Regions from separate parts of the Homo sapiens genome. Here all the other regions are linked to region 6. The links are chromatin loops, found by intact Hi-C in ENCODE. Cell type or tissue: mammary epithelial cell. All regions are shown on one strand. Links, peaks and the distances in the headings refer to the core of each region. The heading gives the core; the rest is flanking DNA.

Evidence for each region. Hi-C counts contacts between places; a loop is a spot of excess contacts. Peaks named below come from ENCODE experiments on the same cell type or tissue, not always from the same donor. Only the 100,000 strongest peaks of a DNase experiment are listed, where the experiment ranks them.
Region 1: a loop joins it to region 6, with 4 times the contacts of the local background. A loop is called at or near these places in 53 of 110 quality-filtered maps.
Region 2: it touches region 6 in a loop (17-fold over the local background); 107 of 110 quality-filtered maps call a loop at or near these places.
Region 3: it touches region 6 in a loop (7-fold over the local background); 3 of 110 quality-filtered maps call a loop at or near these places.
Region 4: a loop joins it to region 6, with 9 times the contacts of the local background. A loop is called at or near these places in 3 of 110 quality-filtered maps.
Region 5: a loop joins it to region 6, with 12 times the contacts of the local background. A loop is called at or near these places in 16 of 110 quality-filtered maps.
Region 7: a loop joins it to region 6, with 4 times the contacts of the local background. A loop is called at or near these places in 3 of 110 quality-filtered maps.

What each region holds. Positions count from the first base shown.
Region 1 is chr10:124,256,710-124,261,022 of GRCh38, forward strand. No RefSeq gene overlaps it. Among named protein-coding and RNA genes, the nearest start is that of OAT, 160 kb to the right of the region's middle. In mammary epithelial cell, for the core only: a CTCF peak has its summit at 2,647 (motif pointing right); no DNase peak of the experiment used is centred there.
Region 2 is chr10:124,387,564-124,391,876 of GRCh38, forward strand. No RefSeq gene overlaps it. Among named protein-coding and RNA genes, the nearest start is that of OAT, 29 kb to the right of the region's middle. RefSeq lists a silencer at 1,654-1,943. In mammary epithelial cell, for the core only: a CTCF peak has its summit at 1,868 (motif pointing left); a DNase peak (open chromatin) is centred at 1,798; H3K4me3 peaks cover 597 bases.
Region 3 is chr10:124,065,861-124,070,173 of GRCh38, forward strand. The region is part of intron 1 of CHST15 (carbohydrate sulfotransferase 15); the gene reads right to left. Among named protein-coding and RNA genes, the nearest start is that of CHST15, 26 kb to the right of the region's middle. In mammary epithelial cell, for the core only: a CTCF peak has its summit at 2,706; DNase peaks (open chromatin) are centred at 3,201 and 3,701; H3K27ac peaks cover 1,589 bases.
Region 4 is chr10:124,293,770-124,298,082 of GRCh38, forward strand. No RefSeq gene overlaps it. Among named protein-coding and RNA genes, the nearest start is that of OAT, 120 kb to the right of the region's middle. In mammary epithelial cell, for the core only: a CTCF peak has its summit at 2,545 (motif pointing right); a DNase peak (open chromatin) is centred at 1,852.
Region 5 is chr10:124,151,445-124,155,757 of GRCh38, forward strand. No RefSeq gene overlaps it. Among named protein-coding and RNA genes, the nearest start is that of CHST15, 60 kb to the left of the region's middle. RefSeq lists a silencer at 1,891-2,150. In mammary epithelial cell, for the core only: no CTCF peak of the experiment used is centred there; DNase peaks (open chromatin) are centred at 937, 1,187 and 1,757; H3K27ac peaks cover 2,106 bases.
Region 6 is chr10:123,992,968-123,997,280 of GRCh38, forward strand. No RefSeq gene overlaps it. Among named protein-coding and RNA genes, the nearest start is that of CHST15, 98 kb to the right of the region's middle. RefSeq lists enhancers at 1,638-2,200, 2,201-2,763. In mammary epithelial cell, for the core only: CTCF peaks have their summits at 1,818 (motif pointing right) and 3,050 (motif pointing right); DNase peaks (open chromatin) are centred at 1,914 and 2,634; H3K4me3 peaks cover 812 bases; H3K27ac peaks cover 2,463 bases.
Region 7 is chr10:124,503,038-124,507,350 of GRCh38, forward strand. All of the region lies in intron 5 of LHPP (phospholysine phosphohistidine inorganic pyrophosphate phosphatase), which reads left to right. Among named protein-coding and RNA genes, the nearest start is that of LHPP, 43 kb to the left of the region's middle. In mammary epithelial cell, for the core only: no CTCF peak of the experiment used is centred there; no DNase peak of the experiment used is centred there.

The DNA of each region.
Region 1 (4,313 bases), core at 294-4,293, 260 kb after region 6:
ATCCCAAATCCAATATGACTGTTGTCCTTATAAGAAGAGGGGCTTGAACACATACAGAGACAGGGAGAACTCCCTGTGACCGTGGAGGTAGAGATTTCAGCTGTGGGCCGGGAGCATCAGTCACCTTGGGGAGCTGGAGAGAAGCAAGCAGCGGTTCTACCTAGGGTCTCAGAAGCGCTCAGTTCTGCAGACCGGGGCATGTTTCAAGCCACCCAGTTTATGGTGCTTTGTTGCAGCTGCCATTGGAAACTAATTCAGGGCCCAAGCCCTAAAGCCTAATTCCACCCCCAACCTTTCTCCACACCCTGTGGGGGCGGAACCATGGTAGGCCTGAGAATCCACCTGGAGGAGGGGTCAGTTGCCCTGGGGAGTTGCCATCAGAAATTGCAGAGGCTGAGCAAGGCCTGGTGTGTGCCGTACAGAAGTGGGTGGGCATGAGGAAGGACGAGGTGGGCACTATCTCCTGGCAGGCCCCTGACCTGGGGAGGGGCTCAGGGAGGGTGGAATCAGGTGAGCAGAGAAAGGCTGACATCTTCTCCAGCTGTGGACTCTGAAATGACTGGGACTAGAACAGAATCAAGCCTCCTCTAGACTTTTCGTGAAAACCTTGGAGTCTCTGCCAACAGAAAGGGGGAAAAAGAGCCCCAAACACACCTACTTCCCATTTCTCCATTACAGTGGAGGTAGAGACTGCCTATATTATCATATATTTGACCAATTACAGTTTTGGGATCAGACAGGACACTGGGGTCAAATATAATTAACATATATTATAACAAATATGTGTTAATTGTAACATAACAAATATATGTTAATTACATTTGACCCCAGTGTCCAGGCTTGACCCCAAAACTGTAATTGCCCCCATCCCTGACCCCAGCCAAGCTCATGCTGTACTCAACTCTATTTTCTCATCCGGCCATAGCCACGCACCTCTGAGTCCAGAGACTTCCAGTTATTTCTACTTTTCCAGCAGGAGGAGGGACAAAAACAACTTGGATCTGAAAAGCAGAGGGGGAATTAAGAAAGTATCTCAGCCCCGGGCAGCTTTTTTTTTTTTAACCACTAACTGGGCAATGAATAATTTATAGCCAAGAATGTTTGTGGGGGCATAAAATGTTGACAAGTCAAGAAAAACCTCTTAGCAGCCTAACGGGCAATCCATCTTTAAGAAACAGGTTTCAAATGCACAGCTCTTGAAGAGGCTGGTTGAGGTTGTTTTCTCTCTCTCTTTTTTTTCTCTTTTATCTATATGGACATTGGTGAGTGCTGAAATATGCCTCACTTCAGCACGAACTTGGGCTGAATGATATCCCAGGCAAGAATTAAATCATCGCTTCTTACAGCAAGAAATAAACACCCAAGCGAGGGAGACCCTTGGCGCATGCGGTGGAGGGGAGCTGGTGAGCCTGGCAGTGTTTGATGGGGCCTTTGTATTCCAGGCAGGATTCAAAGCTCAAGCTCAGCCTCACCGGAGCAAGCGGGTGACTCGGCCCAAAAGAACATTCCTCAGGGAAGCTCCAGGTGAATCCTCTGTGATTGCACGACTGAGACCTTCTTGTCCTTCAGATGTGGGCATCATCGTTAATATGCCCGGGTCCAGGAACCAGGATGGCATTGCAAGGTCTTCATGCCAACAGTGGCTGGGGTGATGCCTATGATGCCAAGTGCCCTGATAACTACAAGGCCAAGCTCATAACAAGCACCTGCCGTGTTCCAGGGCTAAGTTCCTTACAAAGAACCTCTCCTTTCGTCTTCGTGTCTGCTCTCTGGCTGGTGCTAGTTAGACTGCCCATGTTGTGGCTTCCTTCTCTGCTTCAGGAGGGCCCCTGAGAAATGGGAGCTCAGGGAGGACCTGTAACTCTGTTAAAGGAAAGAGGTGGTAGAAGCTGGCTCCGAACCTGTGTTATTCCCTTATGCTTAACCACCTTGCAACGGCCATCTCCTATGGTTGCTGACTTAGTTTTGGAGGCTGAGTTTTCCAGAAAGCAGCAGATATTGGGGTGTGCCTCCTCGTAGTCTCATTCCCTCAATACACCCCCTCCTACTCTGAGCTTCAGATGACCAAGGTTATAGTTGTACATGGAGACCCAAGTCTAGACCAAAGCTAAGCTAAGCATATCTAGGAATAGGACAGGTGAGGCTGGTGCCATTAATCAGAACTGTATTTGTTATCTGCTGCTGTGTAACAAATGGCCCCCAAACTTAGCAGCTTTAAAACAACAAATGTTTATTGCCACACAGTTTCTGCAGGTCAGGAATCCAGACACATCTCAGCTGTGTGTTCTGGCTCAGGGTCTCTTACAAGGCTGGCATCATGGTGCCTGCTGGAGCGTCTGTCATTTCAAGGTTCAGTTGGGGGAGGATCCACTTCCAAGCTCAGCCACATGGTTGTTGGCCAGTGCAGCTCTGCACCAGATGTGGGACTGAGGTCCTTAGGTCCTCACTGGCTATCAGCAGGAGGCCTCCCTCAATTCTTAGCCACATGGGCCTCTCCATAGAGCAGCTTATAACATGGCAGCCAGTTTCCCTCAGAGCAAGGGAGACAAGAGAGCAAGAGAGTGAGAAAGGTAGAAGCCAGAGGCTTTGCTGTGCAGTCTCAGAGTGACATCCCATCACGGCACACACTCAAGGGGAGGGGGTACACAGGGGCAGGAACACCAGCAGGTGGCACCCATGGGCAGCAACTGCACTTGTAATCTAGCATTATGTAAGAAAGTACATAACAAAGCTTCCCACAATAAGCACTTCACATCTCTCACAGTTTCTGTGGTCAGGAATTCAGGAGCAGTGTGAGTGGGAAGTTGTGTCTTAGGGTCTCTCACAGGACTGCAGTCAGAGGTCAGCAAGGGCTCCAGTCCTCTGAAAGCCTGTCTGAGGCTGAAGGACCCACTTCTGGGTGGTGCACTCACGTGGCTGTTGGCAGGAGGCCTCAGTTCCTCTCCACGTGTGCCTCTCCTCGGGGCTGCTTGAGCATCCTCACAGTATGGTGCCTGGCTTGCCCAGTGTGCAGTCCAGGAGACCACGGCAGAAGCTGCAATGCCTTCTGTGATGCGGCCTTGGAAGTTGTCCCACGCCATCACTTCTCTAGTATTCTACTGGTCCTGCCCCATCACTTCCACAGTTTTCTACTGGTTACATAGGCCAGCCCTGTTCAGTGTGGAAGAGGACACCACAAGGGCATGAATACCTGGAGGTAGAATCATCACGGAAGCCATCTTGGAGATCAATTCCCACATCAACTAAGCAATCCCACCATGGGTTGGAATCACAGGGTGCTGGAGCCGAGCAAAGAGGATACTGGACCCCAAGCCCATGCACACCACACTCTCTGCAGTCCCCAGAGTGTGACAGCCGTCTGGGGCCCTTGTCTTTACGATGTTCCCTCTGCTTGGCAGGCTCTTCTCCCACAGTGGGCTCCTACTCAACCTCCAAAGTCCAATTCAAATGTTACCTCCTCTAGTCCTCACCCTATCCCCTCACACCACCCCACTCACAACATGGATGTCTCCCTCCACAGGCCCCTGTGCAGTTTTTGCATGCCCTTATTATCAGCCTTATCTCAGAATCTATCTGCTTATCCCATGTGTCTGAGGCTCCACATGGCCAGGGACCTTGAGCTACCTGTGTCACCTGAGCACCTGGCCAGGGTCTGCCCATGGTAGGTGCATGGACACTATAAGATTGAGCCAAGTCAGTCTCAGTGAGTTTCAGGGCTGGGCTGAGACCAGAGTGAAGGTCCCAGCTTCCTGAGCCCTTTCCTGCAGTTGCAGTGGGACCTTTCAGCACATGTCTGGGGTGAGAGCCTTCCCAGAGTCCGCCATCAGGCCTTAGCCCGTGGGTCCTCACACATGACACCAGGAAGGAGCCTCAGCCCTGGCTGGGGACATCCCTGAGCTGCCAGTCCAGCTCCAAGAGTTGAGCATCTCCATCAACTCTTCATCCACAGATTCAGTACATGTCCCCAGATTCCTGCCTGGCTTTCTCCCTGCAGCTGGGCCCATTGTAGACAGTTCCCCCAACACTCCACTAAAGCTTGGTGTGGGCTGTGATCCATGGAAGGTCCTCACAGGTGCAGGCAGGGGGAGGCAAAGTGCCCAGAACGGGGCTGAATGTGATTGCTGGGCATATCTCACACTGAAGGAGTTTCGGCTGCCAAATAGTGCCTCACTGCTCCAAGGACGGCACGGCCTTTCCCATGCACAGGTGTTCTAAAGGGTGCACCAGTTAACTGAGTGTGCATCAGTTACCTGAGCAGTGCTGTCACCTGGACTCCTTCAGCCCTGCCTCCTCCCCTCCTTCACTCCAATGGA
Region 2 (4,313 bases), core at 221-4,220, 390 kb after region 6:
AGGTTGTGTGACTGACTGGTCCTAGGTCTCAGAGCTGGTAATTTGCCTCCTGGGATGCAGACACAAGCTTCCACCTGCGGGTGTCACCCCTCCTCAGGCCCCACCTCCCCTCCCATCCACGAAGTCCAAGGTAAGTCCAGGACTGGGCCCTGGGCACCAGCCTTGCCCTTGGCACTGATGGGGTTCAGGACATGGTACCCCAAAATACAGCACCTTGGCATTTGAGGAAACAGCAGAAACAGAAAGGTCGTTTTCACCTCCCACCCTCCCTTCTCCCCTGAAGCAGGACATAAAACCCTCATTCAGGTGTTAGTCTCCCTATACCCAGAAGAAACATCCTCACCTCTGAAGACACAGGGATAGAGGAGACTGTGAACACGCAGGCCTGGCTAAGTCCCTCCATCTATTACCGTTACATCAGACGTTTTTATCCAATCAAACTTTTCTAGGACTATCCACTTTTTTTATCAAACCAAGCATAAAAAACACAGGTTTGGCTGGGTGTGGTGGCTCACGCCTGTAATCCCAGCACTTTGGGAGGCCGAGGTGGGCGGATCACCTGAGGTCAGGAGTTCGAGACCAGCCTGACCAATATGATGAAACCCCATCTCTACTAAAAATACAAAAATTGGCCGGGCCTGGTGGCATGCGCCTGTAATCCCAGCTACCTGGGAGGCTGAGACAGGAGAAACGCTTGAACCCAGGAGGTGGAGGCTGCAGTGAGCCAAGATCCTGCCATTGCACTCCAGCCTGGGCAACAAGAGTGAAACTCTGTCTCAAAAACACACACACACACACACACACACAGGTTTACACATTTCTTTGGGTCTTCATTTCCTTATGAAGGCTCCTGCATCCGGTAAAAATTATATTAAATAAATGTGTATGTTATTCTCTTGTTATATGAGTCCCAGGCAGGAACCTAGGACGGTGAGGAAAAGCTCTTTCTCCTCCTATGGCATCCACACACCCAGGGCCTGCCACTCCTGCCCAGCCCAGGACCGTCACTATCTCAGTGACCAGTGGACAGGGCTCAGCAGGGCCACACGGATCAAGGTGGGCCCCAGCCAGGCAGAGACCAGGCCCCGCATCCTCCCACCCCCTGCACAACTTCGGTCCCCCAATCACCAGGGCAGGTATGAGTAAGGCCATTGCACAGTGGCAAAAACTGAGGCCCGCAAGGGCCCAAGGACCACCACTCAGATCCCTCCGGGCACAGCCCAGCCAGGAGCTCCGGGCAGAGTCCCGGGAGGCCCTGCCCACAGGGTCAGAGCGCCCCTGCCCCCGGCCCAACGGATGCGCCTGTCCAGGATCACCACCTGTCAAGCTCGCTGCAGCGCGGGAGGTGGGGTGGACCCTTCCCTGCCCCGGAGCCCACACCTCTGCACGGTGAACCGAGGCGCTCCGACGGGTGCGCGGACAGCACCTGGCACTGAGGAGGTGAACGTGACTCCCACACACGCGGGACTGAACCAGCGCCCCAGAGTCCCCAGAACACGCATGGGCCCGCGGGGCCGCAGCCCACGCCCGGGACAGCCGCCCGCAGTCTACGCAGGGAGGGGCCGCGGGGCTCTGGTTTCTGCAAGTTCTGAATTGTCTCCAAGGAGCATATTCCAACGTCAGAATAATAAACTTTTACAGAACTGTATTGCTCTGCAGCGCGCGGGGGGACTCGGCCCAGCGAAGAGCGAGCGCCCTACAGGCCTCGGCGGAGGAGGGCACGGTCCCCAGCGCGGCTCCTGGCCCCGCCCACGGCCCCGCCCCAGCTCCCGAGCCCCGGCCTCGCGCACGCGCATCTCGCGGGCTCGCAGGACGGCCGGGAAGCAACGCTTTGCGGGCAGCGCCCCCTGCCGTCCCAACGCGCGTGGGGCCCTATGGCTGCGAGCAGTTCCGGCCAAAAGCCCCAGGACCCGGACTTGGGGTTATTGACTTGCGCGTGGGCGCTGAGTCTTGGAGGGGAGGGGACAACTCGCCACACCCCCGTCCTCTCCCTGGAGCTCGAAGCCCCTTTCTGCTGAAATGGGGCCTCCTTTTCTCGGGAAACTGACTTTGGGGGAAACTAAGTCTCAAGGGGATCTTAAAACCCAAGACGGGGGAATGGGAACCTCACAGGACGTGGGGGCGCTTTTCTGGCCATCTCTATATAAAACCTGCCGGGGGCCTCAGACCCTGGCTCCTCTGTCAGTTCCCAAGACCCGTCGCGCGCCCACCTGAGCCCGGTGCCCACTGGATGGGGGCTCAGGCTCACCTGGTCAGTCCTCACCCCCACCTCCAGAGACCAGGCAGTCATGCCCTTCTAATATGGCGGAGGTCCCAAAAGATTATACCATATTTTTACTGTGCCTTTTCTGTGTTTAGCTATGCAAATACTTAGCATTGTGTCGTAGCAGGCTGTGCCATCTAGGTTGTGTAAGTACACGCCATGATGTTCACATAACGAGAAAATCGCCAAAGGACGCATTTCTCAGAACATACACCTGTTGTGAAACCACCCGTGACTGTTCTGTCCTAATTCAACCCCCTCATTCGATAAAGGACAGAGAGGCATTGAGTTGCCAGAGGTCATCCTGGTTGTCAGAGGCAAAAGCAAAACCGAAGCTCTGAGCCTCGCAGCAACCACCCACGCCACCGCCTCCCGTCATCATCAGGAGGCCTCCCCAGGTTTCTGTCCCAGGGAGCGCAGCCGGTGGACAAGTCCCTTCCGCTCTCTGAGCCTCCAGTAACATGAAAACACTGGCAGGAGACCCTCCATGATTCCAGGATTCCTAGAACACTGGCAGGACACCCTCACCCGGTGATCACTCCCAGGTCACCCCACTGAAAGCCGGCAGCTTTCTGTATGGTCTGCATCCATGTTTTTCTATTTCTCCCAGGAGTAATTACTCCATTTGTTCACAGGTACACGGCTTGGCACTCAGGGGCCATAAATTAAAGAGATGTTGTGATAAAAAGGAAGGCAGGAGAGAGTAGGGGCTGGTGGATCCCACTTGCCCTTCACTGCCGGTCTCAGAGACTGGCCTAGGAGAAAGCCACCAAGATCAAAGGCCCCCAGACCCTGCATCCCCATGGATGTGCAAGCCTGAGCTGTCGGTGGTCCTCCCGAACCCTGCCTTGAGCCATGCTTGGCTATTCCACACAAGGCTTATTTGCAGCAATCATCTGCTGGGCTCTTAAGTATTGTGATGCAAATTATAAAAGCCATTTTAGTTCAGATATCTCATTAACAATTTGAAGGGCTAGGCTGATGTATAGAGAAAAAATCTCATTTGCAAGTTAATCAAAATAAAGGCTGGGGAGCTAATAAACCTCCTCTGAGCCATTATACATGCATGGAACACTGGAGTGAGCCCTGAAATATATTTTAAAGTTTTTTTTCCTAAATGGACTAAGCTGCTTTTAGATATATATTATTCATTTTGATGCCTCCTGCTGGTATTTTAAGAATCCATCCCCCAAGTTCAAAACAAATTGAAATGCTTTTACAGGCCACAGGGGCCTCTTGGCCAAGCTCTTGAGACAAAGGGAGGAGCTGTTCTCAAAGCCCCCAGTCCCTGAGGCACCAGGACCACCTACTGGCTCCCTCAGAAGGTTTGTCCAGCCCATCCAAGGCTCTTGGGCATCACCACTATTTCAATGACCTAAAGCAAGCTTGTGTTTCTGAGCCTTGGTCTCCTCATCTGTAAATGGAAGTAATAATACCTGGAGTGAGACTTAAGGCATTTGAAATAGTGCCTGGCACAGACTGCTGAATAAATGCTATTTATTTGAACCACTGTCTATCCTCCGGGACCAGCCAAGTGGTACTCAATAAACATTTTTGAAATAAATGTACCTATTAAAAAGCCCGCTGATGCCAGGAATCGTGTGCCTTATTCACCAGTAGACGTCAGTGCCCCAGCATGGTTGGGTGAATGACACCCTGCCTCACACTCAATACCCACTTTGCAAGGACTGCACATTAGAATCCCCAGGAGCATTTAATATCCAGGTGCAAGGCCCCATCCAGGAGATGCTGATGTAATTGATTTGAGGTGAGGTCTGGCCATCAATATTATTTTTTTTTTTGAGACAGTGTTTCACTCTTATTGCCCAGCCCAGAGCGCAATGGCACAATCTCGGCTCACTGCAACCTCCGCCTCTTGAGTTCAGGTGATTCTCCTGCCTCAGCCTCCTGAGTAGCTGGGATTACAGGCGTGCACCACCACGCCCAGCTAATTTTTGCATTTTTAGTAGAAACTGGGTTTCACCATGGTGGTCAGGCTGGTCTTGAACTCCTGACCTCAGGTAATCTACCCACCCCGGCCTCCCAAAGT
Region 3 (4,313 bases), core at 261-4,260, 73 kb after region 6:
TAATTTTTCAGCACATGCCGCAAAATCCCAGGTACTGAGCTCAGGACAAAAAAGAAGGGGGAAAAAAATCCCTCCTCCCTTTTGGATCATTTGCATTCCTTTCCCGTAAAGGAAACTTGGAAACGTTTCAAAAGCATCGAGTATTCGGAATCAACTAAAAACCCGAATTCTTCTGTCTTTTTGTCTTTTTTTTCTTATTTGGTCCCCTCAGTCACTTTTTCCCCTCTTCTACCCTTCAGAAAAGGCAAAATACCAGTTACCTATCTAATAAAATGAGTGCCTCCATTTAATCAATTTGAGAGATTCACTGGGTTTTATGGGAGGACTAGATTTGGGGGTTTAAAACATTATTCCTCAAGTTACAGAGTGTTGGGCTAGGAGAGCTTTGAGCGTCGACCAGCTAGGGGAAGGGGGAGGAGGCTGAAATGGAAAGAAAGAGACGGATGTTTCTCAAACTTCTTTAGCTAACACACTGCGAGTCTGGGACTCGAACCCAGGGCTGTCTCTCTCCACCACCGCCAAGACGTGTTCTGTCACTGCTTCTGCATCTATTTCTGGGACTGACCCACACCTCCTCTTATGTAACTGGCTGGGGGAAAGAAAAAAAAAAACGAGTTTACACGGTCACAAAGCAATTTGCAATTATCTTCTTTCTAAATATTCATAAGCTGGGATTATTTTCCCCTTTGGATGACAACACAGTCGATGACATCGCTGGAAAGTCTTTGGTTGACTTAGTTTTTCTGAGGTTTTCACACCCAAAACCTTGAGCAAAAATGAAGGATGATGAACAAATCCCAAAGGTGCTTTTCCTTAGAAATGGCCAAAAGCGTTCACCTTACAATTTAAGCAAGAGGTGGAGACCTTTCATCTTAGGATGGGGGCACCCCACCTGGGCTGCCATGCACCTCCCTCCTGGGGAGGTGGGCTCCAGCCCAGCCACAGCTCATTTCCTGGGCTGCGTCTCCCTGTTCCCCTGAGCAACCAAGCCCAACCCAGCCACAGCTTTCTGAGATGAAGCCAGCACTTTTGGTGACAGCACATGCCTTGGGCTTAGCCTCCTCCTTTTGTCCCATTCTTCCTATCCCCACTAGGACCTGAGCCACCCGCAAGGCGCTCTGCAGCTGGGGCAGAGGGGCCATTTGCACATTCCAGAGTAACTGGCTGCACTTAGCACTGTGCCGGGCATGCAGCCCCATCTGAGTGACAAGACAGTCGCACCCCAGACTCCACATCCTGCACTTAGTGCTGGGAACACCAGGACTTCTGCAAGTGGCAGACTTCCAAACTCCCTTAAAAATCTCTTTGGGGATCACAAAGAAGAGATTAGGAACATTTTTCAGAGCATGAAGCCCAGATATTTATCGTCCATGGATATTTTCTGGCCAGTGATCACATTCACATCATTCGTGGAAATCTCTGGCATCTACTGCACTTATTCAGACCAATTTGCTCAGTAATCAGTGCAGGTGCACTTCTGTCCTGCTTCCTAAGATATGCAATCCAGTTGGGCATGGAAGCCGCTAGAACAGAAGCTCAGATCCAAACTGAGGCACTTGAGAGATCACACTGTCGGAACCTCTCATCTCCCAGATAAGGACCAGGAGCAGGCCATCTGCCCCAAACCAAGGCTGACTTTCAAGCCTGATAAACAGGGAAGTTGGAGACTTCTTCTGCATGTTGGGCAATTAAGCTTATAAGTGGAAGTCTGCGCCCTCAACTACTTTCAGAAACAGATTTAGAAACAGATGGTTTTTGTGTTTTTGGTTTTTTTGAGACGGAGTGTTGCTCTGTCACCCAGCCTGGAGTGTAGTGGCATGATCTCAGCTCACTGCAACCTCCGCCTCCTGGGTTCAAGCGATTCTCCTGCCTCAGCCTCCCAAATAGCTGGGATTACAGGCGACCACCACCATGCCCCGCTAATTTTTGTATTTTTAGTAGAGACGGGGTTTCACCATGTTGGCCAGGCTGGTCTCGAACACCTGATCTCGTGATCCGCTGGCCTCGGCCTCCCAGAGTGCTGGGATTACAGGCGGGAGCCACTGCGCCTGGCCTAGAAACAGAAGTGAGTATCATTTCCCCCAAGGAGAGTTGGGTTTTCAAGTTTCATTAAAGGTTGTGTCTGCGGGTGCAAAGTGAAAATGATACATTGAGGCAATTATCCAGATACGTAATGTCAAACTACCAGAAACTTTGCCTTAATTAGTGAAATAACTGAAGCAAAAAATGAGTATATGCCTAATTCCCGGAATAGCTGGCTCGAGCTCTCACCTGCTCGGGGGGTCAGAGGCAGAGCCAAGGGGATGGTGAAGTCAGTCCCCACGCTGCAGTGGTTTACATGCTGACCACTCGGGAGCAGAGTGGCAGTTACCAGGACATGGGTTATCTAGACAGCTGGAGTTCTCATCCTGGCTCCACGGCCTGACACTTAGCCCACCTCAGTTCCTTATCTGAAAAATGGGGATGATGTGACAATATGTAGTCTAATGGAGCCACAGGGAAGACTGAGATAATCCATGGGAAGCACCAAGCAAGGACAGGGCACCTGGGAAGTTCAGGAATCGTTGGCAGTGCTCCTCATCATGGTAACCATCACTGTCACTGTTATTCCTGTTTCCACCTGCTCTTTGGCTTTTTAGCTGATGGGCCGGGTACATGTCCAGTCTGGTCTGTGTCACACACTTCCACATTTTATTCCAGCGTCTCCTAGAGGGCTGGCTTGCTGAAATGCATCCGAAATGAATTACTTTGCTGTCTGTTGCAATAACTAGTCCTTCATATTCAAATCCAGAAAAAGATCAAAACACATATATTTTAATGTCTTCTAAGTCCGTTGTGAAAAGCATCACTATGCTCTTATTAAAAATTCTGCTTTCATCACCTGCCTTAATATCCCTGTTCTTGAATTAAAAAAAGAAGTCAGAAAGACAGAGGAAAATAGTGATTTTTAAAGTAAGACCTTATCTTGTGAATAACTGTAAAATGTTCTATTTTAATAAGAAACACAAATTTTCAAACAATAAAAAGGGGATCATTTTTACTTTAGAATGTTCCACCTTATGGTATTTTGGGCCCTAAGTATACAAAGAAAGCATACAAGGAGATAATCGAAGCTAGAAAGTATCAGAACATGCTTTAGCATGTCTCTGTCTGGGCTAAGCTGGGGTCAGATGTGAATCAGACAGGACTAGGCAGGATGAGAATGGCCTCTCAGGTGAAAAGGACAGTCCCTTGTCTCTGCACAGACATCCATCGGCTTAGCATCCCTCCCCAGAGGCCTCTCCCAAGGAGGCAGGTCTGTGCTGCTAGGCAAAGTTGCAAACTCCCACAGATCAACATCCCGTTTGAGTTCCTACATCCTGTAGTCCTCCTGAATATAGAGAGGATGGGTTCAACTGACTTCTGCAGGCTCAGCTCTAGTACAAATCAGTGCCATACAGATAATAAATATAGCCAGGAAATTCAAGAGTCTTGCAAAGTTCAAGTTAGTCCCTGTTGTTTGGGGGACCCCCCCCCCAACTATTGGTGATATGGCACAGATGGAAATGGGGCAGAGGCACCATGAACAGAGTAACATTGCAAGAATCATCGGGGCCAGGCTCGGGGAATTTGGGACGGGGAGTCCAGGGTCTCTGGCAAGTCTCTGAGTCATCAAGATGAGTGAGCCTCAAAGGCAACACAGGGGAGAACCATGAACAAGCAGTGACACGTGCAGGGCCCGTGGCCTGGGGAAGGCTGAACAGGGATGGACAGTTTACGGTTTCACAGTTTTAAAAATTTGAGTCACTGACTTTAAACAGGTGAGGCAGAGCAGGGGACCCAGAAAACAGGAACAGTGCTCCTCCATGAGCCCCTGCCATAGGACACCTGGGCAGAGGCCAGCCTGAGCCTGGACCTTCCCAGTCAGCCAGCTCATCCCTCGAGGAAGGACGCAGATTTTTCTCTCATTGCCTGCCTTTAACAGTTCTGCGCTCCAGGCCTGACCAAACCAGATTTATCCATTAGGTTCCATGACATGTGGAATATACTGAGGGCAAAGAAGTCACCCCAAGATGGGAGTTCCCCTGAATCTAAGGTGTCACTGTGCCTCCCTTTAGCTGTAGGACTTTGGACAAGTGGTCCCGCCCATTTCCTGGGGACATGCAGAAAATGGTGATGTCCCCCCCAGCACGTTGTCAGGAACAAATGATATAGCCTGGCTGTGTGAGTGCTTTGTAGAGAGCACACAAAGGACAGGATTTTTCTTTGCAATGGAAAGTAGTTGCTGTGTTGTCCAAGAAACAGTTTCTGGAAAAAAAAGAAAAATCTGCACT
Region 4 (4,313 bases), core at 200-4,199, 300 kb after region 6:
GACAGCAAAAAGGGGTTTGGCCAAGTCGTGGCCGGAAGGACCAAGTCCACGTCCATCTGCAGAGCATTGTGAGAGGCATCTGGCGCCCACACCTCCCATCGGTGATCCAGAGTCTGTCTAGGGAGATAAGAGCGGGCTCAGAGCCTCCCTCGAGGGCATGGAGGGAAGACTGGGCAGGCCAGGAAAACGGGCCCTGCTCTCCTGGCAGTGAGAAGTTCTGGTGTTGAGAGGGAATGACTAGCGAGAGAAGCACCCCCGCCCCGCCACCTTAGGGTGCCCGAGTTAGCAAACACAAATACACGATGCCCAGTTACATTTGCATTCCAGAGAAGCAAATCCACTTAATATAAGTATGTCACATGCAACAGTTGGAATATACTTATACCAACAAAGCATTCACAGTTTACCTGCAACGTGCACGTGGCCAGGCCGTCTTCGTTTTATCTGGCAACCCCACCCCTCCACCCCCACTGCTCCCGCAACGCTGTTGGGAGTTCAGGGAAAGGTCTGGTGCCCAGACCCACTCCTCTTCCCATACTAGCTCCTAATGACAGAATCTAAACACACAGAAGGAGCCTAGCAGGGATCAAAGGTGGCTTTGTTCATGGTGTCATCAGATTGGAGGACATGGCGCAGATGTGGAGCTGACTGACCTGGGCACGTGGTGCCTCCTCCATCCCTGGTTGTGTGTAAATCCTTCAATATCTGAGTGTGTTTCTTTTCCTAAAACTCGGGCAATAATAATAAACCACCCCCTACCTTCCCCCGGAAAGAACTGCTGGGATCCCACATTACACGCAGACGTGCTCCATTGAAAGTAGAGTGCCCCCACGTCCTACCACATTTTAATTTATAATTTTAATAATAATAAAGGAAGAGGTTGAATTCATTGCATGACTCCAAGGCCTTCTGGCATTCTCAGCGGGCCTGGTTTTCTGTGTGTACAGAGTTAATGCCAACACTGCTCTGGAGGTGGTTAAAAAAAGAAAGACATCCCGCAGCAAATTTGATTTAGGTGTCTAATTCCATTTGAAATGACTTCAGCAATAAATAAACCCCTCTCTTTGATTTTTTTAAATCAGCACATTTCAGTGGCAAAGTGACATCTTGGAAGCAGCGGTCCTCTCCACCCTGCTTGGCTGGCACAGGTGGGCCCCCATGCAGGGACACCAAGTCTGGCCCGGCGCCCGGCCATCATGCCTCTGCAAGTACAGAGAATATCCACTGCCAAGCACTTAGATCCCTGGCTCAGCAGGGCAGTCAATCTCACCTGCACAGATCTGCCTCACCCTATTCACCTGTGGATCATGCAGGCGTCCAAGGTAGCTCTCAGTGTCCCATTTGTAAATCTATAGGGAGTGTCCTGTTGGACATTAATGAGTGACAGAGAGGCTTTGGGAGGCAGATAGGAGTCCGGGACTGGAATCTGGGCCATGGATCCTGCTCTTTGACCTAGAGCAGATGCCCAGGGGCACTTCCTGGGGCCCAGGAACACTACTGGGGCTCAAGGGCATGGCCAAGCATTCATCTCCAAAACCAGCCTGCTGTGGAGCCGCTTGTTAATCAGGAGATGCTGGTGAGTTCCTGAGCTCCCTGGAGTTCCACGTCCTCACCTGTGTAGTGGGGCTAGGAGAGGCGGCTCCACCTAAGGCTGTCTCCAGGACGTTCTTTCTCCATCTATCATCTACCCTCGTGTAGGGTGCGTAGCACAGCCTAATAACTGCAAGTGCAATGCAGCAAAGAGGAAGGGCTTCTAACCAGCAATTGGGGCAGCCTCAGGAGCTCAGAGAAGCTACACGTCTGTGCATGCACACACACACACGCTGACATCCACTGAGTCACAGACACACACAGACTCCCGTGCCCCGCGGGCAGAGCAGGCTGCCTGCTGCTTGGATGTGGCCACCGAGCGGGTGCATCCAGCTCCACCATCGACAGCTCACGTGGACTCTTGCTCTGTCCCTGTCACCGCACCACAGTGAGCTGCAGGGATCAGGTGAGGATTTCATCTTTCACCTTTCACAACACTTGATCATAAAACAAAGCTGAGCGTTTAACAGTTTAGGTTTCAGGCCTCTTCAAAATGTCCCTGGGTCAAATGGCTGCAGGGAAACAGGCCCTGCACTGCTAAGTGTCTGCTCCTGGAATGGGAAACAGCCCCTGGGCTGTCTCTTCACCTGGAAAAGTTCGCAAAGGCCCCTAGGCTGGCCCTTAAACACAACCAGCAACCAGAGGCCCCTCCCACCCTGGAGCTGATAAGGCCCCCACCACTAGGAACCACGGAAAGGCCACAGGAGCAGACACTGCTCTTTGACTCCCTGAGGTGACAGCCCCGAGTCCCCATCGTGGGCTCCACTCTCTAAAGCTGCCCCTGGGCCCACAGCAAGGCATCCCATGCCGGTTCCCAGTCAGCCCCTGTGGCCTATGGCCCCAACACCTCCCTGTAAGTCAGACACACAGGTTCCAAGGCCTGCCCAGGGCTCAGTCAGTGGGCATGGGGCAAGGCCCTGGCACGTGGAGGTTTAACAAGCTCCCAGGTCGCCCTTGACACCAGGTGGAGCCTGAGGGCTACATTTCTAATGAGGCCCAGGTGATGCTGAGCCGGCTGGGCTGTGGGCCACACTTTAATGGGCAACAGCTGCAAGCTGTAAGGAACATGCATCGCTCTTTGAAGAGGGACCTGGAGTGCATCCATCTGGCTAGATGGTTTGGGGAATGACGTGGACCTTGGTCACCACTGAGCTCCTCTACCCCCTCCCTGGATACCTTTAGCCAGCATCCCATGGGCCTCTCCACTCCAACAGGTACAAAGACAGCTAGAAATATGGGGGCACCCCCCGCCACCTTACCCCTGCATCTAGCCGGCCACCAAGTCCCAGGGCTCATCTGTTTGGGTAACTATTCCTGTATAAAAGATACTCCAAAACTTCACAGCATAAAACAGCTATTTTGTTGTATTCAAAGGTTGGATTCTGTAAGCCAAGAATCCAGGCGGGGCACCACAGAGACAGCCTGTTTCTGCTCCACAGTGTCTAGGCTCTCAGCTGAGAGGACTCAAGGACTGGGGTTTGGAATCATCTGGAGGCATCTTCCCTGACCTGTCTGACAGACGATGCTGTCAGCTGGAATCTCAGTGGGGACTGTCAGAACACAGCACATACACAGGCCTCTTTGTGTGGCCAGGGCTTCCTCCCAGCATGGCAGCCTCAGGGCAGTCAGATTTCTTTAGATGGATGTTCAGGCTCCAAGGGTAAAAGTCCGAAGAGAACCAGGACCTAGCCTCAGAAGTTATGTGCTGTCATTTCCACTGCCTCATGTCACCTAGGAAGTCAGCCCAAATCGAAAAGGAGGAGACATCAACACCACCTCTCCATGGGAAGAGTGTCAAAGAATTTGCAGACGTGTTTGGAAACCACCCACCCTCTCAGCGGTGTCTCCCACGCGCATGCTCTCCCTTTGCCTCCTGACCTCTGGCTTGGTTCAGGGCCTCCCTATCTCCCATCTGGGCCTTTGAACAAGCGCCTTGTTGGTATCCCTACCTCCAGCCCTGCACTGCAGGGCAACTCATCACCAACAGGGATGTCCATGACACAAGCAGGTCCAGTAGCTTCCTACTTGGACGCTTCCAGCCATTCACCGTAGAAGTAGGAAGCAGCCAAGCTGTCTGACTTGCAGCATTCATTTATCCTGACCCCTGCCTCTGCTCCAGCCAAATTGTACTCCAAATCTCCACTCTCCTTGCTCTTCTGCCTTTGCATGTGCTGGTTTCTCTACCTAGAGTGCTCCCTTTACCTCTGACAGGATCCTAGCAAACTCCTATTCATCCTCCAAAACCCAGCTCCAATGTCACATCCTCTGTGATGCCATCTTTAAACCACTCATGATTATAATAGAGGTGCAGACCAGTGGTTCCCATTCTTAGCTACACATTGGAATCACCGAGGGAACTTTAACACATACTGATGACTGGATGCCACCCCCAGACAATTCTGGTTTAGTGGACTGCATACAGCCTAAGCATGAGAAATTAAACTCTAAGAACCGCTGGTATTGGCCGGGTGTGGTGGCTCACGCCTGTAATCTCAGCACTTTGGGAGGCCGAAGCAGGCAGATCACTTGAGGTCGGGAGTTTGAGACCAGCCTGGCCAACATGGTGAAACCCCGTCTCTACTAAAAATACAAAAATTAGCCAGGCGTCATGGCTACGCCTGTAATCCCAGCTACTCGGGAGGCTGAGGCATGAGAATCTGGGAGGCGGAGGTTGCAGTGAGCAGAGATCATGCCACTGCCCTTCACCTGGGTAACAAAGCAAG
Region 5 (4,313 bases), core at 54-4,053, 160 kb after region 6:
CTCTACTGTGTCCTGTTGGATTAAGAGACCCCTGCACACATTGTCTTCCACCTGTCTGGGGTCTAACTTGTGTTCTCCTCGGGCCAGTGTATAGACACTGGGCTCAAGGGGGCCCAGGGAGACTGCAGTTATGGGTGCATTTTCCCATTCTATCCTCACAATGAGCCTGTGAAAAGGTGTCATTATCAACCCCACCCCACGCTGGGACAGAGGCTCAGGGAGGCTGGAAAATGGCAGAGGCTCCCCAGCTAGCACAGAAGACCCTGATGGAAACGGGCTGACTCTGGCAGCTAGGCTTACTGAGCAGATAGATAAATGCCCCATCTGTGCAGCTTTGGAGATGAGGGCACCGCCAGGGACTCTGGGTGATCGTGTCTTAGCCAGAGGGAGAGCTCTTAGAAAGGCTGGTACAGGATGGGCAGCACAGGTGATGACGACCACCAAGACAGGGCGAGGCTTTCCCTCTCAGGAAACCAGATCTTCAGAGCTACCCTGCACCACTGCCCCGGGAGCTTCCATCCCTGGACTCAGGGGACGATGAGATGGCCACTTGGTGAAGCCGAAGTCGTCTTTATGGAGCAGGTTGGAACCATCTCCCATGGCAGTCCCAGAGCCAAGGAAACCAGAACCAGGCAAGAAAGAGGCCAGGCCCTGCTCCTGGCTTCCGCTGGGCGGTGGGGGTCCTGGGTGACCTTTCCCTGCCCCACAGGCAGCCCCTTTTCTTCTGCGAGTGGCTGGCAGACTTTGATTTGGGGAAACTGCCTCTGCATAGCCCCTGTCTTGGCGGGACTGTCAGCCAAGGCGTGGTAAGTTGGCCCGAGCCAGGCCGCTGGGAAGCTTTCTCCCTTGCTTTGGGAGCCTAGGCAGAGTTCCTGCAATGCCATCCTCTGAGGGTTTCCTTGGAGCTCCTCCCAGCACAGTCCTGTCTGCTGACTCAGTCCAGAGCTCCGCTGTTTGCTTAAGGCAGCCTGCGGGCCCTGCCCTGCGGCATCGGAGGCCCCCGGTGAGACCACGGGGCACAGCGCCCCTCCAGTCTGCCCCTCCCACTCTTCTTGTCACCGGGGAGCAAGGGGGTCCCTCGCAGGGCCTCTCAGCCCAGACGAGAAAAAGGGCAGAGGAAGCAGAGGGTCGCAGAAGAGAGAGGTGACAGGAGGAAACGCGGGGCGGGTGGCTGCCACGTTTAGTGTCCACCTGGAGTGGGGCCAGCACAGCTTGGGTGTTGCCTCGATCTCTGCGAGATCAGCGTCATTATCCCCAGAGACGGGCATCCAAGCCCCTGTCTAGTCCAAGGCGGAGCCACATTCAAACCCAGTTCAGCCCCTGCACTGCCCACTCTCCCTGAGTCCCCGACACCCACAGAAAGCCCCTGACGTAAATTCAACTCAGCACAGGGCAGTTCAGCTCTGCACCCATGCACCAGCCCCGCGGAGGGCCGGCCCCTGGGCTGGGCACTGAGGTACCGAGTTAGCACCAGGGCACCACCCTTGTGGCCAGGGAGAGGGGCCAGCAATGCCTGCCCTTCCCATTCGTGCCATAGGATCCCCTCAGCTCATCCTCCCAGCAGCCTGTGAGGGCAGAATTACTGGCTCCATTCGAAGCTTAGGGCCTCAGAGTAATCCGCCCACGGTCCCCCAGCGGGGAGATGGCAGTGCCAGGATTTAACTCCACAGGTGTCCTGTTGCCACCCCCTCCTTCCCAGAACAAAACAGATAACACCAGGTGTACCCAACCCCGGGGAACTGTGCTAAGTGTTGTGGTTCTGAGGAGGAAATGACTCAGCAGTCAGGAAGTCTTCCTGGATGAGAAGGCAGTGACCGAGCGGGGAGAATCTCAGCAGCTTCACACAGCCAGGCGGGACACCCCAGCAGAGGAAGGAGAGGCTGGGGAAGAGCAGAGCAGCTGGTGGCCCTGAGTGTGGTGGGAGCCAGAGGGGGGAAACGGTGCTCGTGCCCAGGGCAAGGGAAATAAGAAAGGGGGAGGGAGAGGCAGCACCGAGGGCCTGCGGGCGCTGGGCTGGAAGCACGTCAGCAGGGGGGCCACAAAGGGTGTGGTGGGAGAGGACTGGCCCGTGCTGTGGGAAGTGCTCACACGCACTCACACCCAGTCACACACACACTCATACATACACACAGGCGCGCACACACACACTCATATACATACACCTATACATACACACAGGGACAGGCGCACACACACCCACTCACACATAGGCACAGGCACACACACACACACCTCTACACACAGGCACACTCACCTTTACTCGCACACACTTATACATATGCACAGCCACACTCACACACACACACTTACACACAGGCACACACACATACATACACCTATACATACAGGCACTCACACCCACTCACACACACACATACACACAGGCACAGGCACTCACACCCACTCACACATACAGGCACAGGCACACACATGCACTTACACACAGGTACACTCACCCTCACGCACATGTATACATACTTACACACAAGCACACTCACACACTTATACACACAGCCACACTCACACCCCTCTACATACACACAGGCATACTCGCCCTTACACACACTTATACATACACACAGGCCCACTCTCTCACACACACTCATGTATACACACAGGCACACCCTCACAGACATACTCATAGGCCCACTCACACACACTCATATATACGCACAGGCACTCACACCCACTCTTACACTCATACAGGCACACACACACACCTCTACACACAGGCACACTCACCCTCACTCACACACACTTATACATACGCATAGGTCCACTCACACACACACACACACATAAGCACAGGCACACACACATACAGACACACACAGACACGCTCACACCCACAAACACCTCTACATACACACAGGCACACTCACACCCTCATTCACACATAAATACACATATGCGGACAGCACTTATACATCCTTACACACAGGCACACTCACACATACACCCTTACACACAGGCACACTCACACTTACATGTAGGCTCACCTACACATATATACTCACAGGCATAACCCCCACACACACATGCAGCCACCCCTCCCCCCACACACACATGCACACTCACCCCCACACTCACACATGCATGCACATTCACCCCCCCACACACGCATGCCCACACTCACACACATGCATGCACACTCACCCTCATGCTCACACACACTCGCACACTCACCCTCATGCTCACACACCCTCGCACACTCACCCCACTCACACACTCGCACACTCACCCCACTCACACATGCACACTCACCCCACTCACACACATGCACACTCACCCCACACACATGCACACTCACCCCCCACACTCACATGCACATTCACCCCATGCTCACATGCATGCACACTCACCCCCACGCTCACACACAAAAACACCTCCACACTCACAAACATGCATGCACACTCACCCACACACATGCACACTCACCCACATGCTCACATACATGCACTCACCCCCACACTCACATACACACTCACCCCCCACTCACCCCATGCTCACATACATTCACACTTACCCCCATGCTCACACATGCATGCACACTCACCCCCACATTCACACATGCATGCACACTCACCCCCACACTCACTCACCTCCATGCTCACACACATGTACACTCACCCCCACACATGCATGCACACTCACCTTCACACACACGCATGCACACCCCTGCACTCACACACACCCATGCTCACACATGCACACTCATCCCCATGCTCACACACATGCATGCACTCACCCCACACATGCATGCACTTACCCCCATGCTCACACACGCATGCACACTCACCCCCATGCTCACACACATGCACACTCACCCCCACACTCACATACATGCTCACCCCCATGCTCACATATGCACACTTACCCCCACACTCACAATGCATGCACACTCACCCCCACTCACAATGCCTGCACTCACCCCCACACACATGCATGTACACTCACCCCCACTTTCACACACATGCATGCACACTCACCCCCACACTCACACACATGAATGCACACTCACCCCCACGCTCACACACATGCACGCTCACCCCCACACTCACACACATGCATGCACACTTGTACACTCACCCCACTCACACACATGCATATACACTCACCTCTTGCTCACACACACATGCATGCACACACACACCCCCATGCGTACACACACATGCACTCACCCCCACGCTCACATACATATGCATGCATACCCCCCATGCTCTCACACACACATGCACACTCACTTCCACGGTCACACACACGCATGATCATATGCATCCACACATCCACATATGATGTCCTCATGCACAGTG
Region 6 (4,313 bases), core at 311-4,310:
CCAGAAATACCATTTGACCCAGCAATCCTATTACTGGGTATATACCCAAAGGATTATAAATCATTCTACTATAAAGACGTATGCACACATATGTTTACTGCAGCACTATTCACAATAGCAAAGACTTGGAACCAACCCAAATGCCCATCAATGATAGACTGGATAAAGAAAATGTGGCACATATACACCACAGAATTCTATGCGGCCGTAAAAAAGGATGAGTTCATGTCCTTTGCAGGGACATGGATGAAGCTGGAAGCCACCATTCTCAGCAAACTAACACAGGAACAGAAAACCAAACACAGCATGTTCTCACTCATAAGTGGGAGTTGAACAATGAGAACACATGGACACAGGGAGGGGAACATCACACACCGGGACCTGTTGGAGGGTGGGGTCTAGGGGAGGGACAGCATTAGTACAAATACCTAATGCATGCAGAGCTGAAAACCTAGATACCAGTTTGATAGGTGCAGCAAACCACCATGGCACATGTATACCTATGTGACAAACCTTCATGTTCTGCACATGTATCCCAGAACTTAAAGTAAAATTTAAAAAAAAAAAAAGTGCAGCCAAGCGTCACAGATTGGATCTTCTAAGTGTGTCTTTTAGGCAGAGCAGGGCATGTGGATTTATCTGCGTTATCTCGGCTTTTCATTGAGGCTGCGGACACTCCTAAGCCTGCACAGTAGCGGCTTATTATCCAGACCCTCTGTCCCTTGGAACCCCAACCCCAGCCCTAGCCCAGCCCAGTAAATCTCCTTCACTGCCGGAGGGGCGAGAGCAAATGGAGAGGAGGAGAGAGAAAGCAAGTAAAGGAGACGAGAGGGCAGAAAGGACTCAAAGGCAAAGTGGACAGGGGAGGGGAAGGTCAGGGCCAAGCAGGATGAGCACCTGGGTCCAAGATGGAAATCCCAGACCTCAGCGTGTTGAACTAAGGCTGGGAAGGTGCTCAGATAACACAGGGAGGCCCTGGGAATAGGGCCAGGGGTGTCGGAGCCCAGCGGCCCCTGGACCTGTTCCATCCTGTTCCATCTAGGAATAGAATGGTTCAGGGAACAGGGATAAGCAGAGCCTGCCTGCATAGGACTACGAGGACACAGACGCAAGGCTTAAGGAGAGAAGAGAGGCAGAGAGGAGACGGGAGAGGCCAGGGAAGACAGAATGCTGGGGAGAAGTGGAGAAGGCAGAGGCAGGCAATGGTGAAAAAGGATAGGACCCTGGTGTGTTTGCAGACAGGCCCCTGATCCTGCTCCAGGAACTCCCCATCACTATCACGCCCACTTCCAAGGCCTCCCTGGGGATAGTGGTGGCTCCTTCCGAGGCCCTCCTCAACCGTCCACAGTCCTAGGAGGGGGCTTGAGAACAAAGTACAGCTGGCTCAGGACAAGGTTTTGTAAGGGTTCAGAAGAGAGGGTTGGGAAGGGGCAACTGTCCCAGGGTGGAAGGACTAGGAGGGCAGAAGGGTGGGGAGGAGGTGTCTGCGCACCTACCACTTCCAGCGGAGCTGCTGGGCGGCGCTCCTGAGAAGGCCGTGGGAAAAGCCCACAGACGGAGGAGCAGCTGGGCGCACCTCTGGGGGCCGCCACATTCACTCCTTTCCCGCAACTGGGCTTCTTCAGAACTACGCTCTTGATTGGCTGAGCTGAGACCCAGTCTTTCACCCTCCAACGCCCTCATCCCGGGGTCCCCCTTGGTGTCAGGAGTTCCCTAGCCAGGTGAGAGGTGAGCCGCGAAGCCAGGGGAGTGTCCAGCCGGCAGCCTGTCTCCGGAAGGCCGGGAGGGAAAGGCTTCCTGGCTGCAGTGTCCACATCGGCCACCAGGGGGCAGCGCAGGGCTGCCTTTTAGCGCCTCCTGGTCTCCAGTGAGCTGGTCCGCAGAACCCCAGGGGCGTGGGGACGGGGCTGCCACTCCCGGACCCGCCCCCTTCCACACCCTTCCCGCAGCTCCTCTGCAAAACGCCTCAGGAATTCAATCAGCTTGGGGAAAGTGGCGAGTTTTCAAAAGGCAATAAAGAGGCAGATCTATAAGGGCCCCTTGAAATCCTCCGTATTCTCACCCCGTTCAGAGGCTGGGGAAACTGAGGCTCAGAGAGGTTAAATTGCTTGCTTAAGATCGTCCAGCTCTTTCTCTGGCCCCCCAGTTCGGTTCTCTCTCCAGACATCCACTGCCTCCGCATCAGGAACATCGCTCCACTGCTGCATATCTGGGGATAGGGATGGAGGAATCCGGGCAGCCATCATGGAGGAAGCAGCAGCACTTGAACTTGGCCTTGGGGTGGGGTAAGAGGCGGACTCAGTTGAACAATGTGGGGGTGGGCACTCCTGGTGGAGTCACCTCGTGGGCAAAGGCAGGAGGCAGAGGCCTGGGGTCCCGGGAGGCAAGTGGTTTCTTAGGAGAAGTAGGAAGATAGCGGGGATAGGAAGTGTACCCATATCCCGAGGTCCTTGCAGGCTGCCCAGGTCTCTGCCTTTAGAATTGCGGGGTGGCTCGGCCCAGGAATTTTCCTGAATTCCATTATGCTGAAAGCGCAGAGTATGGCAGGAGACCTCCTGATTATCTCATGTGGAGGTGGGAGTAAGCAAATAGTCTCCCCCGCCACTGGGGCACGAGCCAGCTGCCCCTCCGCGGCCGGGAGCCCAACCCTGGGGAAGAGAGCAGCCACGCCCCATTCCTCCACCGTGACTCGAACCTTCAGCTGCTGGAGCCCCTGGCCACCGGGGCCCCGTATTGACCTCAGAATTGGCCGCGTCTGGGGCGGCTCGAGGTTCCTGGGCTCTGAGCAAGCGTCAGCCTGTGAGGTGGAAGGGCCCAGGGCACAGCCGGTCCCATCTGCTCAACAGCGCCTGCGAAGAGCCCCATGGCCAGCAGCACACTCAGCTCGGCTCTGGCCTGCAGGGGGATGTGGGACAGGGAGGGGATGCAGTGAAGGCAGCGGTGGAGCCCAGGACGGAGTTTCTGTCCCTGGGAGTCTGGGCACACAGTGGGTCGCAGGGGAGGAGGAGGCCCTGCTGTCCTGGCATTGCTGTTGCTTCCACAACCTGAAGATGGCACCCAACCCTGACCTCAGCCCTCCCTACCTGCAGCAGCTCGGTCTGGCCTCCCAGCCCCAGACCATGTCTGAAGTCATTGAGTCCACACGGTTCCACCGCCTCCTTGGAAACCCTTTTCAGAGACTCAGAGTTGAGAAGCTGAAGCTGGGACTCGAGCTCTGGGGACCAGCAGACCTGAGATCAAGGACCAGCTCTTCTCCTTACTAGCTGAGGGGACTGAGCCCCAATTCTCCCACCTTTATAATGGCGGAACCAGAATAAAGATAAAACCTCCTCCTGGGGTTGCAGTGAGGATCTAATGAGACACGAGGAGACGCCCCAGCACAGGGCGTGGCACTCACCCTGTGTTCAATCATAGCTGGCCCTGTTATGACCGTTTTCATCCCCTTTACCATGGATGGCCTCTCATCTGGCCATTGCAGGTGACAGGTGTGTCCATGTCCCCTAGACATCCTGGGCGTGCTCAGCTCTCCTGGCTTTCAGCCGTTTGGCAAAACACCCTCCAGCTGATCTTGTATTTACCACAAGTCAATTGTGTTTGCCCCCGAGCCTTTTTCATGCCAGCTGTTCTTGATATTATGAAGGCACAGGTTAATTAAATATCATATAAGCTAGCAAGTTTTCAAACTAGTTGGGTTTGTTTGTTTGTTTTCAGAGGTGGGGTCTTGCTCTGTCCCCCAGGCTGGAGTGCAGTGGCATGATCACAGCTCACTGCTGCTTCAAATTTTGGTGCTTAAGTGATCCTCCCACCTCGGCCTCCCAAGTAGCTGGGACCACAGGTGTGTGCCACCACATTCTGCTAATTTTTATTTATTTATTTATTTATTTACTTACTTACTTACTTACCTACTTTGTAGAGACAGGGTCTCACCATCTTGCCCAGGCTGGTCTCAAACTCCTGGGGTCAAGGGATCCTCCTGCCTCGGCCTCCTAAAATGCTGGGATTAAAGGTGTGAGCCACCATGCCCAGCCTCAAACTGTTTAAAGATTCCTTTATACTCTTAAAAATCATTGAAGATCCCAAACAGCTTTTGTTTCAGTGGCTTGCATTGATTGATATTGACTATCTTCAAAATTAAAGATGAGAGACTTTCAAAGCACAGAGACACACAAGCACGCATTCCGTCGGCTGTCAGAGGCCAGGGCTGGGGGCTGGGGGCTCTGAAAATCTTTATTTGTACCTTCTGGAGAAAATGAGAGCATCAAGGGCAAACAACATCTCAGTTTGACCGTGAAAAGAATTTGGACTTTGGATTC
Region 7 (4,313 bases), core at 75-4,074, 510 kb after region 6:
AGTTCTAATTTTGGCATCTCTTGATAATTCTTTTATTTTTTTATTTTTTGAGACAGAGTTTCACTCCTGTTGCCCAGGCTGGAGTGCAGTGGTGCCTGGGCTCACCACAACCCCCTCCTCCTGGGTTCAAGCAATTCTCCTGCCTCAGCCTCTTGAGTAGCTGGGATTACAGGCATGTGCCACCACGCCCATCTAATTTTGTGTTTTTAGTAGAGACGGGGTTTCTCCATGTTGGTCAGGCTGGTCTCAAACTCTCAATCTCAGGTGATCCGCCCGCCTCGGCCTCCCAAAGTGCTGGGATTACAGGCATGAGCCACCACATCCGGCCTTCATTGGTGTATTTTATGTGTGGCCCAAGACATTTCTTCTTCCAGTATGGTGCAGGGAAGCCAAAAGATCGGACACCCCTGCTCTAGAGGTTTATGACCAAAATACTGTATTTAAAGCTGCTGGGAATAATTCTTTTTTGTGGGTGGTATTCCCCCAAGTGGACGCTCTTTGAATTCATTTTCATTTTGATGTTTAGGGAATTGGCTTAACATTTACATTTGTTTTGTAGTTATGTAAAACATTTATATGGTTCTAAAATCAAATCCACAAAGCAAGACATATTCAAAGAAGTCCAACTTCTTTTCCTTCTATTTTGTTTTTACCTGTCTCTGGTAGGTAGCCATGTTTATAAATATTAAAGCTATAAATATTTTATAAATATTATAGCTTTTTTTATTTAAAAAATAAGCAACTATGTATATATTTGTATTCCCCTCATAGGATGAATTTAAGAGACAAATTCTCAAAATAATGTGTTTTATATATAGAGAGAAAGGCTAATGCTTTAAGTTTAAAAATCAGTATTTAAAAGTTTATAAGTAGGCTGGGCATGGTGGCTCACACCTGTAATCTCAGCACTTTAGGAGTCCAAGGAGGGCGGATCACCTGAGGTCAGAAGTTCCAGACCAGCCTGGCCAACATGGCAAAACCCCATCTCTACTACAAATACAAAAATTAGCCGGGCCTGGCAGCAGGTGCCTGTAATCCCAGCTACTCAGGAGGCTGAGGTGGGAGAATCACTTGAACCCAGGAGGCGGAGGTTACAGTGAGCCGAGATCCTGCCACTGCACTCCAGCCTGGGTGACAGAGTGAGACTCTGTCTCAAAAAATAAAATAAAATAATATAAGTGGTATGATCACAACCATCTCAAACAGCCCCCTTCCCCCGACCCAAAACCCAAACAAAAACAAAACCCTGCCACTGCCTGGAAAATAAGACCTGGCCAGGTGCCATGGCTCACGCCTGAAATCCCAGCACTTTGGGAGGCCGAGGTGGGCAGGTCATTAGAGCCCAAAAGTTTGAGACCAGCCTGGGCAACACGGAAAAACCCCGTCTCTACAGAAAAAATGCAAAAAAAAAAAAAAGGCAGATGTGGTTGCATGTGCCTATGGTTCCAGCTACTTGGGGGGCTGAGGTGGGCAGATTGCTTGGGCCCAGGAGGTTGAGGTTGCAGCAAGCTGAGATTGCACCACTGCACTCCAGCCTGGGCAACTGAGCGAGACCCTGTCTCAAAAAAAAAAAAATAGGAAAGCAAGAAGGAAGGAAGGAAAGAAGGAAGGAAGGAGGGAAGGGGAAGGGAAGAGAGGGGAGGAGACGAGACTGGCTGTCCAGATGGCATTGCTGGTGATATTTGGATGGTCTGACCTTGGGTGGTCTCCCTGCCTTTTTCTTGTGGCATTTTCAGTTATTTTCACAGTCAGCTTCCTTCACATTTCGAATGAGATACAGCCCACCTCACCGCCGAAAGAAGACCCCTCATGGGGGTCTGGTGAATCTGGGTTTGTCGTTTTCGGATGCTGGGGCAGTGCGTCTGGGAGGGAGCGGGGCTGTGGATTCCTGGTGGGTCACCGTGGCTGCTTGAGGCTTTGGTCCCTGCCGCTGCCATCCACCCTGAGCATCTGTGGCCCTGGAGAGCGAAAGACTTGTTTCCTCTGGTGGCTCCGAGCATATGTGGCAAAGCTGTGTCTTATTTACCTCCCACATCATCATCCTCTCCTACCCTCATATGACATTTCTGCCTGTCCCCTTGACAGTGGAGTAGCAGCTGCATGTTCCGAACGTCCCCACCCTGCCATTTTCCTAAAATGCTCACTAACGTTATTTGACTCTCAGGATGTGTAGACATTTTAAAGCTGTATTTCAAGATAAGGCCATTTCAAATGAACTGTGTCTTATGCACAGGGTAATAATTCTCTGTTCCTGGCTTTTTTATTTTTAATGAAAAATGCCTGCAAGGACCTCTCTTGCTGCTGAATGCCAGGCTGTGGCAAACCTTAAATTTTTCCAGCTGCTTTAATCAATAAAGTTATCACCAGTCATTTCCCTTGATCACTGCTGCTTCCCGAGACCCTGACCTGCTTCTTGCTGCTGAGTTTTCAGTCTGCACTCAGAATAGATATAACTCCCCAAATCCAATTTTCATTTTAACCTTTCCTCAGTGGCCTAGAAATCACAGATTGCTGGTATTATGCTAATAGATTGGAAATTCAAACCTCTTAGAGGCAACCTGGCCCTTTCTAGGATTCAGTAATAAGGCAAAGAATAACATACCTTAAAGGTTACTTCTAGAAATATCTAATTCTCACGGTTTAAGCTTCTGAATCAGTGGATGGTTTTATAGCTTCATATGAGCACCCAAGTGATGTGAAGGTTTTGGCAGTTCTCCATCATCATAAGAAGTTCTGTGGGATGCAAATCCTGCAGGTTTAGTGGAGATTGAGACTGTTCAAACCAGAGCACTTAGTTATATGTGACAGCCAAGAACCCTCGCCTGGAGGGGCCCGTTTCACAGGTGAGGAGCCTGAAGCTTAGAGATGAAACACCTTGTCATAGGCGCTTTGCATTCCCACCATGAGGTTAAGACAGGATTTCTCAGGCTGGGCGCAGTTGCTCACACCTGTAATCCCAGCACTTTGGGAGGCCGAGGTGGGTGGATCACGAGCCCAGGAGTTCGAGACCAGCCTGGGTAACATGGTGAAACCCTGTCTCTACAAAAAAATACAAAAATTAACTGGGCATGGTGGCTGGCACATGCCTGTGGTCCCAGCTGCTCAGGAAGCTGACGCACGAGATTCGCTTGAATCTGGGAGGCAGGGGTTGCAGTGAGCCAAGATGGTACCACTGTACTCTAGGCTGGACAAGAGAGTAAGACCTTGTCTCAAAAAAAACAACAAACCCCCCCCCCACCCCGCGGTTTCTCAACCTCGACACTTGGTGTTTTTGGACTGGGTCATTTTGTGGTGAGGGGATGTCCTATGCATTGTAGGGTGCTAAACAGCATCCCACTGTCCGCCCACTACATGGGACCACCCCCTTCCCAAGCTGTGAAACCAAAATTGTCTGTAGACATTGCCAGATGTGCCCTGGGGAGAACCGCAGCATTAAGCGGTATTAAGAGAACGGTTACGGAGAACTCTAGTACTGAACCCAAGATTACTTTGCCAATGAGGAGTGAAGCCAGGCACCAAACCATCGTCTTCCAGCCCCGTCCAGTGCTCTTTGCCATAGCCCAACTCTCAGGGAGGACCAGCGGTGCAGCAGAATTTCTTAGGGAGGTGGGGAGGGTAGGGAGGATTTCAGGTTGGGGGGTAGGGAAGATTTCAGGTTGGCGGGTAGGGAAGATTTCAAGTGGGGTGGGTAAGGAGGATTTCAGGTTGGGGGGTAGGGAAGATTTCAAGTGGGGTGGGTAAGGAGGATTTCAGGTTGGGGGGGGTAGGGAGGATTTCAGGTGGGGGGGTAGGGAGGATTTCAGGTAGGGGGTAGGGAGGATTTCAGGTGGAGAGGTAGACAGGATTTCAGGTTGGGGGGTAGGGAGGATTTCAGGTTGGGGGGTAGACAGGATTTCAGGTGGGGGGGTAGGGAGGATTTCAGGTGGGCGGGTAGACAGGATTTCAGGTGAGGGGGGTAGGGAGGATTTCAGGTCGGGGGGTAGACAGGATTTCAGGTGAGGGGGGTAGGGAGGATTTCAGGTGTAGGGGTAGACAGGATTTCAGGTGGGGGGGTAGGGAGGATTTCAGGTGCAGGGGTAGACAGGATTTCAGGTCGGGGGGTTAGAGAGGATTTCAGGTGGGAGGGTAGGCAGGATTTCAGGTCAGGGGGATAGACAGGATTTCAGGTGGGGGGATAGGGAAGATTTCAGGTGTGGAGGGTAGGCAGGATTTCAGGTCGGGGGGGTAGACAGGATTTCAGGTGGGGGGGTAGGGAGGATTTCAGGTGTGGAGGGTAGACAGGATTTCAGGTGGGGGGGTAGGGAGGATTTCAG